Regions from separate parts of the Homo sapiens genome. Here region 2 is linked to region 1. A link is an interaction called in ENCODE POLR2A ChIA-PET data of the cell type or tissue named here. Cell type or tissue: A673. All regions are shown on one strand. Links, peaks and the distances in the headings refer to the core of each region. The heading gives the core; the rest is flanking DNA. Region 1 overlaps GLI2 (GLI family zinc finger 2). Region 2 holds the start of LOC105373587 (a long non-coding RNA gene).

Region 1 (5,370 bases), core at 280-5,279:
GACCATGAGCCTGCGGTCAGCAAGGAGCCCGTCTCAAGGAATAGTGGAGGGAGTGGAAGGCTCAGCACCCCCTCCCATCCCCCAGTCAGCGCCACTCCGCCTGCAGGTCCTGGAGCCCTGGCCAGCGGCACACAGGGAGGCAGGGCAGCCAGTAAAGCTGGAAGCCACCACAGGGAACAGGCAGGCACCTCCTGCAGAGCCAGCCTCCCGGAGCCCTGCCTGGGGTGGCGTTTTCACTCCCTGATAGCCCACGGCAGGGAGACAGGAGCCTGCAGGGAGACCGTCCTGCAGGGGCAGCCCTGGTGCCTGCAGGGCCGTGCAGCCTGTAGCAGGTTGGGGTGGGCTGGTGGGAAATCATGTGGGACCAGGCGGGGCCATGAGACTCAGGGTGGGCTGCTGCCTTGCTCACCCCGACCCGCCCCCAGGGCTCTGTTCCAGGGGAGCCCTTCACTTCTCTAAGGCCTGGCTGACATCTCGCCTCCTCCAGGAAGTCTCTCTGGAAGCCTCCTCCTTCCCTTTCCCCTGCCCCCCTCAGTCACTGGGACAGCTCCCTCCTCTGGCTGCTCCTTCACTCTTTGCCTGGCCCACCTCATACTTACAGCAACCACCTCACATTGCTCCTCAGCTATCTTGAACATCTCCTGCTTCCCAGGAAAAGTTTTGCTGAGAAGAGGGCGGCCAACCTCCGAGGCTGGCCCCTCATGGATATGGTCCTCGCCAGGCCCTGGTGGGAGGCCATAACATGCCTCAGTGATGCCACCAGAATTTGGTCCCTGTGTCTGTCCCGTTCTTCCTTGCCTTTCCCAGCATGGTGTTTAGTCCAGAATTAAGCACACCATCCAGATGTTCAACAACACCTGTCAGCTCTGTAGGACATTGACGTCCCTCTGAGTACACACACATCCATGTGCTCTGTTCCCCTCTCCTCTCAGCAGCCCTACACGGTGCTCCCACAAGCCACAGTGAGGTGTCAGAGATACTGAGAGAAAGTTGTGTGCTAGACACGCTCCTTGCCAATATTAGAAACCAAACAGCAGCAACCGAGTGCATGAAGGATCATGTGCAAATTGCCACACCCGAATGTCAGCTTCCTGCAAGCAGGACCCTTCTTCCAAGGGCCTGAGGGTGGCACCAGGCCAATAGGAAAGTGGACGAGGCAGAGAAACCACGGCCAAGAGAGGTGAGATGAGGCAGGTGTCCCCACAGGGCAGGAAAGGCTAAGCCAGGCAGCCGGGAGTCATCCAGTGATTTTCAGCATGAGCGTCTGTGTGTGCACGTGTGTGTACGTGCACACGTGAGAGACAGTGAATTGGAATGCAGACTGCCTCTGTTCTGTGCTTTTAAACACATTCTTCCATGTAATTCCCTTAGCCACCTTCTGAGGCTAGAAATATGCTCCTTACTTTAAGATGAGCAAATGGGCTCCCAGCATCTAGCGGCTTGACCCAGGCCTTGCTCTGTTTGTTACCAGCACCATCTGCCCTTCCCTGGGCTGCAGTTTTCAGCAGCACATGCACCTGACCAACCATGAGCCCTGGCCCAAGGGAGGGCCAGCCGGGCCAGGTGGACTTGAGCTCAGCCCAGAGCAGCTGGGCCGGAGCCAGAGGGGAGAAGTAGTACAGCGAGCTCCAGGGCAGGCCTGGGTCAGGCCTGGCTGCACGGTGTCCTCCCTGTGGTAGCTGGGCTCAGAGGTGGTGACAGGACTGAAGGGGTGTGGAGTGGCAATCCCAAGCCCTGCGAGCTGTGTGGATTAAACACATTGACTGAGATGGCACATGTGAGCCTGGCCCAGTGCCTGGCATCTAGCAGGTGCTGGAATAATGCTGGTGCAGGTCTCTTTCCACCAGTATATCTTTCCCTCTTTAAATCCACTCACTCTTGCAGGATTCTGTATCTTCATTGTAGGCAGCTCTGTCCACCTGCTGCCTAAGCCCAGGCCCCAGGTTCTCCCAGACCTTTTCCTTGCCATCTCCCATCCATCCCATCCTGTCCCTCAGGCCTCCAAGAGTGGCGTGTCACCCCTCCCGGGCCAGACAGTGACATATCGCCCTCGTAGCACTGCTCCATGGCTGCTGCTCATCCAGCATCCCCATCTTTATCCTCTCCGCCATCCTGCGCTCAGCCCCTGCCACTTCTAGCCCCCTCAGGATAAAATCCAGACTTTAGAACCCCCGTCCAGAGGCCTTCCTCTCCAGCTCATCTCTCTCCACTGCACACTGGTCTTGCCATGCACTGCCCCACATGCAGGTCCCCAGATACCTCCCTGAGCTCATTCCTGCACAGAGTCCTGTGCACGGTGCGCTAGGCCTTCTCCTGAGACCCCACAAGAATCCAGCCCCAGGCCTTTCAAGCCACCAACTAGCTCCACTGCACTAGCGGGACCCAAGGCGCCCCCAACTGGAACTGGCTGGGACTTCTCCTTACGTATGGCCGATGGCCCGCCCTGTCAGGTCTGGGAGCACATCTGGCAAGGAGCAGGTCCTCTGTGTTTGTTGGGTGAGTGAGTGAATGAGTGAATGGCACTTAGAAAAGACCCTGGAATGGAAAGATGCGCTCCAGCTAAGGAAAGAAGCACTCGAGGAATGTAGCTGTTGGCTCACAGGGGACTGGAAGGGGCTGGGGAGCAACTTTGCCTTCCGGGCACTCAGCATTTGGCAGCCCCGGGGGCTGAGCATCTCTGGGAAGCAGCAGAGGAGTGCAGAGGTGAGCTCAGCAGTGGGCGCGAGAGCTCCCAGCCCTCCAGCAGCTGCTGGTTAACTCATCACACCCCACCCGCTGTGCCTTCTCCACCTCCGCCTTGGGAACACATCTGGCTTCAGGACATGGAGGTAACGGGGAAGCATCACCAGATTCCAGAGTCCACCTGAGGAGGGATATCAGTTTCTCCAGCTCCAGTATGGGGTGGGGGTGGGAGCATTTTTCTTATCCATGGATTTCAGGAGCAGATGCCTTCTTTCCCTTTGTTCCCAGTCAGTTACAATCCAAGAAAATCAGAGTAGTCCAGGATTATCTCCTATTTTTATTGCTACTTAATACATTTTTTCCAAAACCAGTTTCAACTAGAACCAGAACCTTCGCTTCACCTTTTAAAAATGCTTTCCGCACTTCCACTTAGCTCCGAGGCCTGTGTGGACGGTTACTCACGTATGTCTCTAAGAGACGCTGAACACAACACCTGGGCTCTCAGCCAGGCGGCTCGGGCTGGACCTGTCTGTGGGGTGTCCCCCGGCCCCTCCCCTCCCGTGAACCATGGGAGCTGGGGAGGTGTTTTCGGTGGGTGCCTGCTCCATGGGTCTGTGCCAGTCCCTCCCGGAAAGCTCCAGACCACACAGCAGAGAATGTGAATGAGCGTTTCCACTAGGTTTCTTTTTGCTCAAATCCTCACTGAGAAAATTGTGTGGGCCATCCCTGGCGCCAGCAGTGCAGCTCAGGAGACCTGTGGAAGGGGCCTGGCTCTCTCTGAGGAATGTGTGTTCACACCAGGAAGCCCCCATACACATCATCTTGAGCATGTGAGCTCTGTGCAGGCGCAGGGGGCCTGGAGAGCTCATGGACAGCCAAGGAGAACAGGCCTTCTCTCTCTGCCTTTCTCTGTCGTTGTGTCTCATGCACACACGCTGGTTGATTCGGCAGGTGTTTATTGGGCACCTTCTATTTACCAGGCTCGGTTCTAGGTCTAGGGACGCAACGCATCATGAGCAGCACACAAGCCCTGCCTTCCTGGTGCCTGAGCTCCAGCGCAGCCCTGTGTGAGTTCCTGGGCGGGACCAAGAATGCCTGTCCCGACCTGACGCCCCTCATACCCCAGCCTCCTTTCTCAGCACCTTCATTCATGGTCCCAGAGGAGGGAGCACTGTAGGGGAGAGAACTTTCCAGAGGTTTTGAATGTCCAGCCAAGGCATGGAGAGGGCTCTGCCAGGCAAGAGGGCGAGCAGGGAGAGGTGGGTGGGAACTCCATGTGGGTCCTCATCCTGCAGGGCCTTGTCCCCAGTACACCGGTTTGCAAACCACCAGCCCAGTTTTTACCTTAGCTGAGTGCCACCTGCACAATTGTGTATTTAGTAATATTTTTTAACAGACTCACCTTTTGGGGTTAAATAAATGGTTCTTCAAATGGAACTTTGTATTTTTTCTGAAATGGAAAACCTAATCCCTGTCTGAAGAGGATGTTCCTGTCTCTGTCTCCATCAAACCTAAAGTAACCTCATCTGGGCCATGTGTGGCCCTACATTTGGGAACACACTGCAGTGGTGGAAGAAAGGCCAGAAGCTAGAGAGGCCTCTACGGGGCTCTTGTGGGATTGGAAAGCCAAGCCCTGCGTTCCTCCCAGGGCACTGAGGCCAGGGTGCCGGCAGGACAGAGGGATTTCCCAGGCTCTGATGAAAACCCACCCTCCCTGGTCTCCCAGTGGTGGGTGAAGGCCCATTTCCTCTTGTTTTTAAAGGGGTCCTGATTTACAGCAGGAAGACAGGAGCGCTGCTGTGTGGGAAGGTGATAGAGAACCAGTCAGGGAACCGAGGTCATCATTCTGCTGAGCGGCTCCCTGGAGAGCGGAGAATTCACTGGTTGTCACCCGGGCCCTAAAATGGAATTTTCTCATGTTATGCTGTTGAATATTGGTGATTTAACGACAGAACAGCCACCCCCTCCCCCTCCACCACATTGAGAAGATTGAGATGTTTCCGACTGAAATGTTGTCTGTTTACTGCTCATACTGCCTCCAAGCCATGCATTTTATTGTCATATTGACACTAATTTGGCTCGGATGTCACCTCCATTCTGACGCCTGTTCTTTATGCTGCCTGTGGATCCGGGGGGTTTTCAGAAACCAATTACATTGATCAAACCCAGAGAGGCAGGAAGAGCTGGTAGAGGGGCTGCCAGAGGCCCAAGTCAGACAGGGATCCCTTTCCGAGACAGGAAGGGGAACCGAGGCAAAGGAAGCCACATTGCAGGTCCCTGCGTGAGATGGTGGAGCTGCTGTGTACAGGCACGGGCTAAGCGGTGTCTATGGGCCATCTGGTAAAGCCACACAGACTGTCCCGCCACACCAGCTTCACGAAGCCGCTTCACAGGAGCCTGCAGCACAGCCTGTTTCTCTGTGTTCATCACTTAGCTAGGCCGTGGTCCTGGCAACTCTGAGCCTCGCTGCTCCACGGCCCAGGCGCTTGCTACTCCCCCATCAGAGGGGTGAGAGGGCTGTGGATGGCTAGGTGTGGGGGGCATTAAGGTCCTCAGGTCAGATTTCCTTAGAGCATCTCCTCGGCAAGCCAGAAAATATCTGGGTGAGGGAGTTGGGCTATGCAGGGAACACATCTTAGCCAGTGAGGATTCAGGGTACCCGAGCCCCACCACCAGGCTGCATCCTGC
Region 2 (5,370 bases), core at 91-5,090, 92 kb after region 1:
TAGCCCCCGAAGGATGACCATGTCCTGGGGCCTAATCCCCAGGACCTATGAATGTTACCTTACATGTCAAAAGGAACTTTTCAGATGTGACTTAATTAAGGATTTTGGCTGGGCACGGAGGCTGACACCTGTAATCCCAGCACTTTGGGAAGCCAAGGTAGGAGGATTGCTTGAGGCTAGGAGTTCGAGACCAACCTGGGCAACACAGTGAGACCTTGTTGCTGCCAAAAAATAAAAATAAAAAAAAAATTCACCATGCATGGTGCTATGCGCCTGTGGGCCCAGCCGCTGGGGAGGCTGAGGCAGGAGGATGGCTCAAGCCCAAGAGGTTGAAGCTGCAGTGAGCTGTGATGGCGCCACTGCACTCCAGCCTGGGCAACAGAGTGAGACCCTGTCTCAAAAAACAGAAAGAAAGAAAAGAAAAGAAAAAGAAAGAGAGGAAGGAAGGAAGGAAGGAAAGAAAGAAAAAGAAAAGAAAGAAAAGAAAGAAAGAGAGGGAGGGAAGGAAGGGAGAGAGAAAGAAAAGGAGAGAGAAAGAAAGGGAAAGAGAAAGAAAGAGAAAGAAAGAAAGAGAAAGAAAGAAAGAAAGAAAGAAAGAAAGAAAGAAAGAAAGAAAGGAAGAAAGAAAGAAATATATTTTTAATTAAGGAGTTTGAGATGGGAGATTATTCTAAATTACCACGCATCAGTGCATCATGCGGTCCAACCACGGGGGAGGTAGCAGGCAGGGTAAGAGAAGATGTGACGACGGGGCGGAGGTCACAGTGATGGGCTTTAAGGACGCACACAGAGACCACAGGCGAGGAATGCAGACCACCAGTGGGATGTGGAGAAGGCCAGAGAATGGATTCTCTTGCAGAGCCTCCAGAGGGAACACAGCCCTGCAGACGCCTTGCGCTCAGCCAAGTGAGATCCTTGTTGGCTTCTCACCTACAGAGCAGTAAGAGAATCCAATTGTGCTGGTTAAGCTGCCAAGTTTGTGGTCATTTGTGACAGCAGCAGTAGGAAACTGGCACTCTTAGTGACTAATTAAAGAGTTCACCTGTCACATCTGCAGGCCACCAGGGTGTGGCCTAATGTGAATCTTTTGTCCCCTCCCATTGCTGATGTCATACAGGTTTGACTGTGGGTCCCCCAGACTCTGCTCCTGCTATGCTCCAACCTCACTCTTCCCTGATTTCTCCTCCTGGCATTCCAGGCTCCTGGACCCCAGTATCTTCTTCAGACTGAGGATTTGACTTCTGCTTGGTCTCCTAGGGTGAGCCCTTGCCCCTGCATCTCTTTTAGTTCTAACACACCAGCCACTTCAGAGAAGCCCCTGACACCCCTGCCTTAGGAGTCCTGCTCCCTCTTCAGGTGGCTCTGCCGGTCTCTGCTGCTTTCTCTCCAGGCCCTACCAGATCCAGCCTCGAGCACAGCTGGGGAGTCAGGGTGCCTGGCCTCACCTTTCTGGACACCCCTCAGAGTGCACTGTCCAGTGTGCTAGCTACTACCCCATGAGACTAGGATGAGACTAAGTAAATTTAAATTTAAATTAATGAAAAGTAAACATTCGGTTACCCGGTCATACTAGCCATATGTCCAGTGCTTAGCAGCCACATAGGGCTAGTGACAACTGTATTGGATGACACTGACATGAACATTTCCATCATTGCAGAAAGTTCCATCAGACAGCTGTGCTCTAAGGCATTCTTCCATCCTTTGAATGCCCTTACAGCCCTGCCCAGCTTAGAGAAAGGAGCTCCTATGTGGAGTTCCACGTGGGTGTGAGGAGGCTGTAATCCTTGCATTCTCTCTCCTTGGAGCACGTCATGTATTTTATGCCTCCTCTCTGTCTAGGGAATGGCTATTTCTGGCCCATAACAAAGAAAGGGTCGTCAGCAGGACACAGCCATGAGCCTCGGCGTTTATTCCTTCCTCTCTGGAGTGCCTTCCCCTACTACAGAGATTTGAAAGCTTGAACTACATTTCCCACAGCCCTTTGCAGTCAGGGTCCTGGTTACAAAATCAGTTCTGTAAGAGAAGCACTTACATGACGTTAGAAGACAGAAGGCAAACAGGAAAGACCAGTGTCCAGCCTCCTGCTCCAGTCGCAGCAGTGGCTGGATTCAGCATCCCCATGGCCAGCCATCAGCTTTCTGTGTCAAAAGGCAGCTGTCTCTACGACTGAGGATTTAGGCCCACGGGCACTGGCAGCTCCCTAATCCCATCTTCCCGATTCCCTGGGTCACAGCTATGACAACGTGTTCCTGGAGTTAATTTCCTGTTCCTTGGTATTCTGGTAGTCATTCCTGGAGACCCAGACTGGAATTGAGCCATCAGCCTCTTCAGATGATTTTGTAAATCTTTAAGTGCCTGTATTAAATCCCTTCCTGCTTAAAGTACCTGGCATGGTTTCTGTTCCCTACACTCAACCTGGACTAGCAAGGAGTCAGTAACAGCTGGAGCAGGTAAATCCTAAATCAGAGCTACTGTCTGGGCATCTCTAAAATATAAATTGCCCCAAGGTCTAAGCGACTTGTCCTGGAAGTAGACGTTTTCGACCTCGATCACCACTGTCCTACAGAGCTGGACCAAGTGATACCTGCCTTCATTTTATGTGATGGTCTTTATACACCAGCTGTTCAGAATTCTTGAACCCCAGAATAAAGGGTTTAAGGAGCCCAGGTAATTTCAAATGCCACAGCTAACTAAAACAATAGCTTTTTATTAAGGCTGGCTTAAAAAAAAAATTGAGTTACAAGGTGAAATGTTATGTCCAAAGTGTGGCTGAACTGTCAAAGGTACACAAAATCAGCCACATGAAATTACAAAACACAAGCTGTTTTGTTCTGTGGAAGTGAAAAAAGGAAATTTTTTCATCAAGCTAGGAAAATGACAAAAATAACAGCACTAAGAACGCCACAGCAATAAGACTGTGAGTGTCATGGTCCCAAGCGTCTCCTGCCACCTCCACTCAGCCACATCCTGCTGTCCTGTCCTCAAAGTCAAGCGCTCGGGTTAATATGCGCATAGCATTGCTTCTCTTCATTCACGTGCACCTTACTCTCCACTCGTGATTCAATAATTCCAGCACAGCAAACTGTGGCTTCTTCCCAAGGAGTAGCAATTATTTGATATTATATCCCAAGAAGCTCATTTTTATCTCCTTGGCAATCTTCTCATAGCAAAGACTTGCCAAGAACAGAGCCTGTGCCCATCTGTCTCTCTCACTTGTTTACTAAATATTTATTGAGCACTGTTATGGGTTGAATGTTGTCCTTCCTTCAAAAAAGATATGTTGTAGTCCTAACCTAACAATACCTTAGAATGGGACCTTATTTGGAAATAGGGTCATTGCAGATATAATTAGTTAAGATGCGGCCATAATCTTAAGGTGGGCCCTTAATACAGTATGACCGGTGTCCTTATAAGAAGATCGCCATGCAAAGACAGGCACACAGGGAGAATGCCAGACAAATATGTAGGCAGAGATTGAGTGATGCCACTGTGAGCCAAAGAAGGCCAAAGATTGCTGGCCACACCAGAAGCTGGAAGAGGCAAGGAAGGATTCCCCCAAAGGTTTCAGAGGGAGTGGGGCCCTGCAGCCACCTTGATTTCAGACCTTTTTGCTTCCAGAACTGTAATAGAGTACATTTCTATTGTTTTAAGCCACCTAGTTGTTGGCACTTTCTTACAGCAGCCCTAGGAACTAACACAGGCACCGACTGCACCAAGCAGGATTCTGGAAGCTGAGGTTACAGTGGAGAAGGAAACAGGTATGTCCCTATCTGAAAAGTTCACAGCCTCCGCCAGCATACCCACCCCTCTCAGATGTCCTTCCCCCATCGTCCTGCAGCCTCCTTTCTCAACCTCTGGGGAATGACTGGGCTGGCGTTATCAGTGCCTCTGGGTTACGAAACCAACGAACAAACTAACCAATCGTGGCCAGCCAGCACTGTTGATTTGGGACCTTGGCCGCAGCGCCTGGCTCTTTAGCTAAGAGCATGATATTTTAGTTATGCTTTGATTCTAACCGAGGCAGCTAATTTTATATATGGGGAAACTGAGGCGTGGGGAACTGAAGAGATGCCCAAGATTGGGGTAGTTCATGCTAGAACCAGATCTAGTGCTGAAGTCCACAGATGTCCAGTCTCCATGTCCTGCCCTCTGAGGCCCAGCTAGAGCCAAAAGCAAAACCTCCCTCTTCCCAGGGAGCATTGGTCCTGGGTCAGTGGCTCAGTCTCCGGGGGACCCCTCTCTCAGAGCTGTGTCTCACCTGTGACAAGCCCCTCCTCGTTTCCATGTCCCCCACCCTGTCCCCACTGGCCCATGCAGCAGCTCCAAATGCATTGGTTTTCCCTGATCACTCACTCTGGGACTTCCATATGCTGAGCCAGGCCAGTCCCACCGGATGTGAGAGCTTGGGGGCTGGGCTCACAGGCCTATGTCAGGCACAGCACACAGTTGCACACTTGGGTGACGAGTGCCTTTGTTTATGCCTCCTCGAACCTGGTATGAACACCTGCATACAATACGTCAGTGTTTCCTGGCCAGGATGAGGTCACAGGCCCTGTAAAAATCTCATGAAGTTATAAATCCTCCCTTATAAAACTTACCATTCAGACTTACACAGAAAACTTTAAATAATTCTTCAGGGGGCTCATGGGCCACCAAAGCCTGTCTGTGTCCTGAGAGGCCCATAGACTCCAGATTAAAACTGCAGGCAAAAGGTACACAGGTTTGTGCATATAGATGCAAGCAAAACCTGCCAAAAGCTACATTAGTGTGTAAATGGTGTGGCATGCATTTCACGTGATTTATTTTGTTTGAATACCTGATGTCAAATATATGTAAGGTGATGTAAGTTGAGTGGAGTGGAAGAACACAGACTTTGGAGTTCCACAGATCTCTGTTAAATTTCTACTTTGCTACTATCCTAGCTGCATGACTTTGGGTATGAAGCTGCATGAATTTGCTTCTCAGCCTCAGTATCTTCATGCGTAAAATGTGGATATGCATGAAGCTATGAATAGAAAATATCTAGTAAAAGGGTAGCCGGCACTTCGAAATTTGACTAAAAAATTATTATATAGCAATCCCTTTTCTCCCTCTTTATCGTTTCCTGTCTATATATAATATGCCATGTCTATCTTAAAAGATGTTTATCCAAATGTTACTAGTGCAGGGGCTTGGATAGATGATTTAATGTATTTTTTTGTATTCAACAGATAACATTTATTCTTTTGGTATACAAAAGAAAACAACAAATTTTTAAAAAAATTAAATGCCTACTACAGTATTTTTTACAGAATAGTTGACCAATAAGTAACACTTACTGATACCTTTATGTATAACATAAAATATATTCCATATCACATATAATACAGC

Evidence for each region. ChIA-PET counts read pairs that join two places held together with the same protein. Peaks named below come from ENCODE experiments on the same cell type or tissue, not always from the same donor. Only the 100,000 strongest peaks of a DNase experiment are listed, where the experiment ranks them.
Region 2: POLR2A ChIA-PET joins it to region 1 with 10 read pairs; 2 of 35 experiments call an interaction of 5 or more read pairs at or near these places.

Annotation. Positions count from the first base shown.
Region 1 is chr2:120,956,453-120,961,822 of GRCh38, forward strand. The region is part of intron 5 of GLI2 (GLI family zinc finger 2); the gene reads left to right. Among named protein-coding and RNA genes, the nearest start is that of GLI2, 220 kb to the left of the region's middle. RefSeq lists an enhancer at 3,453-3,952. In A673, for the core only: a CTCF peak has its summit at 2,395 (motif pointing left); no DNase peak of the experiment used is centred there.
Region 2 is chr2:121,048,324-121,053,693 of GRCh38, forward strand. LOC105373587 (a long non-coding RNA gene) reads left to right here and starts at 1,137. Exons shown (of 4, transcript XR_923267.2): 1 at 1,137-1,258; 2 at 3,680-3,758. In A673, for the core only: no CTCF peak of the experiment used is centred there; no DNase peak of the experiment used is centred there.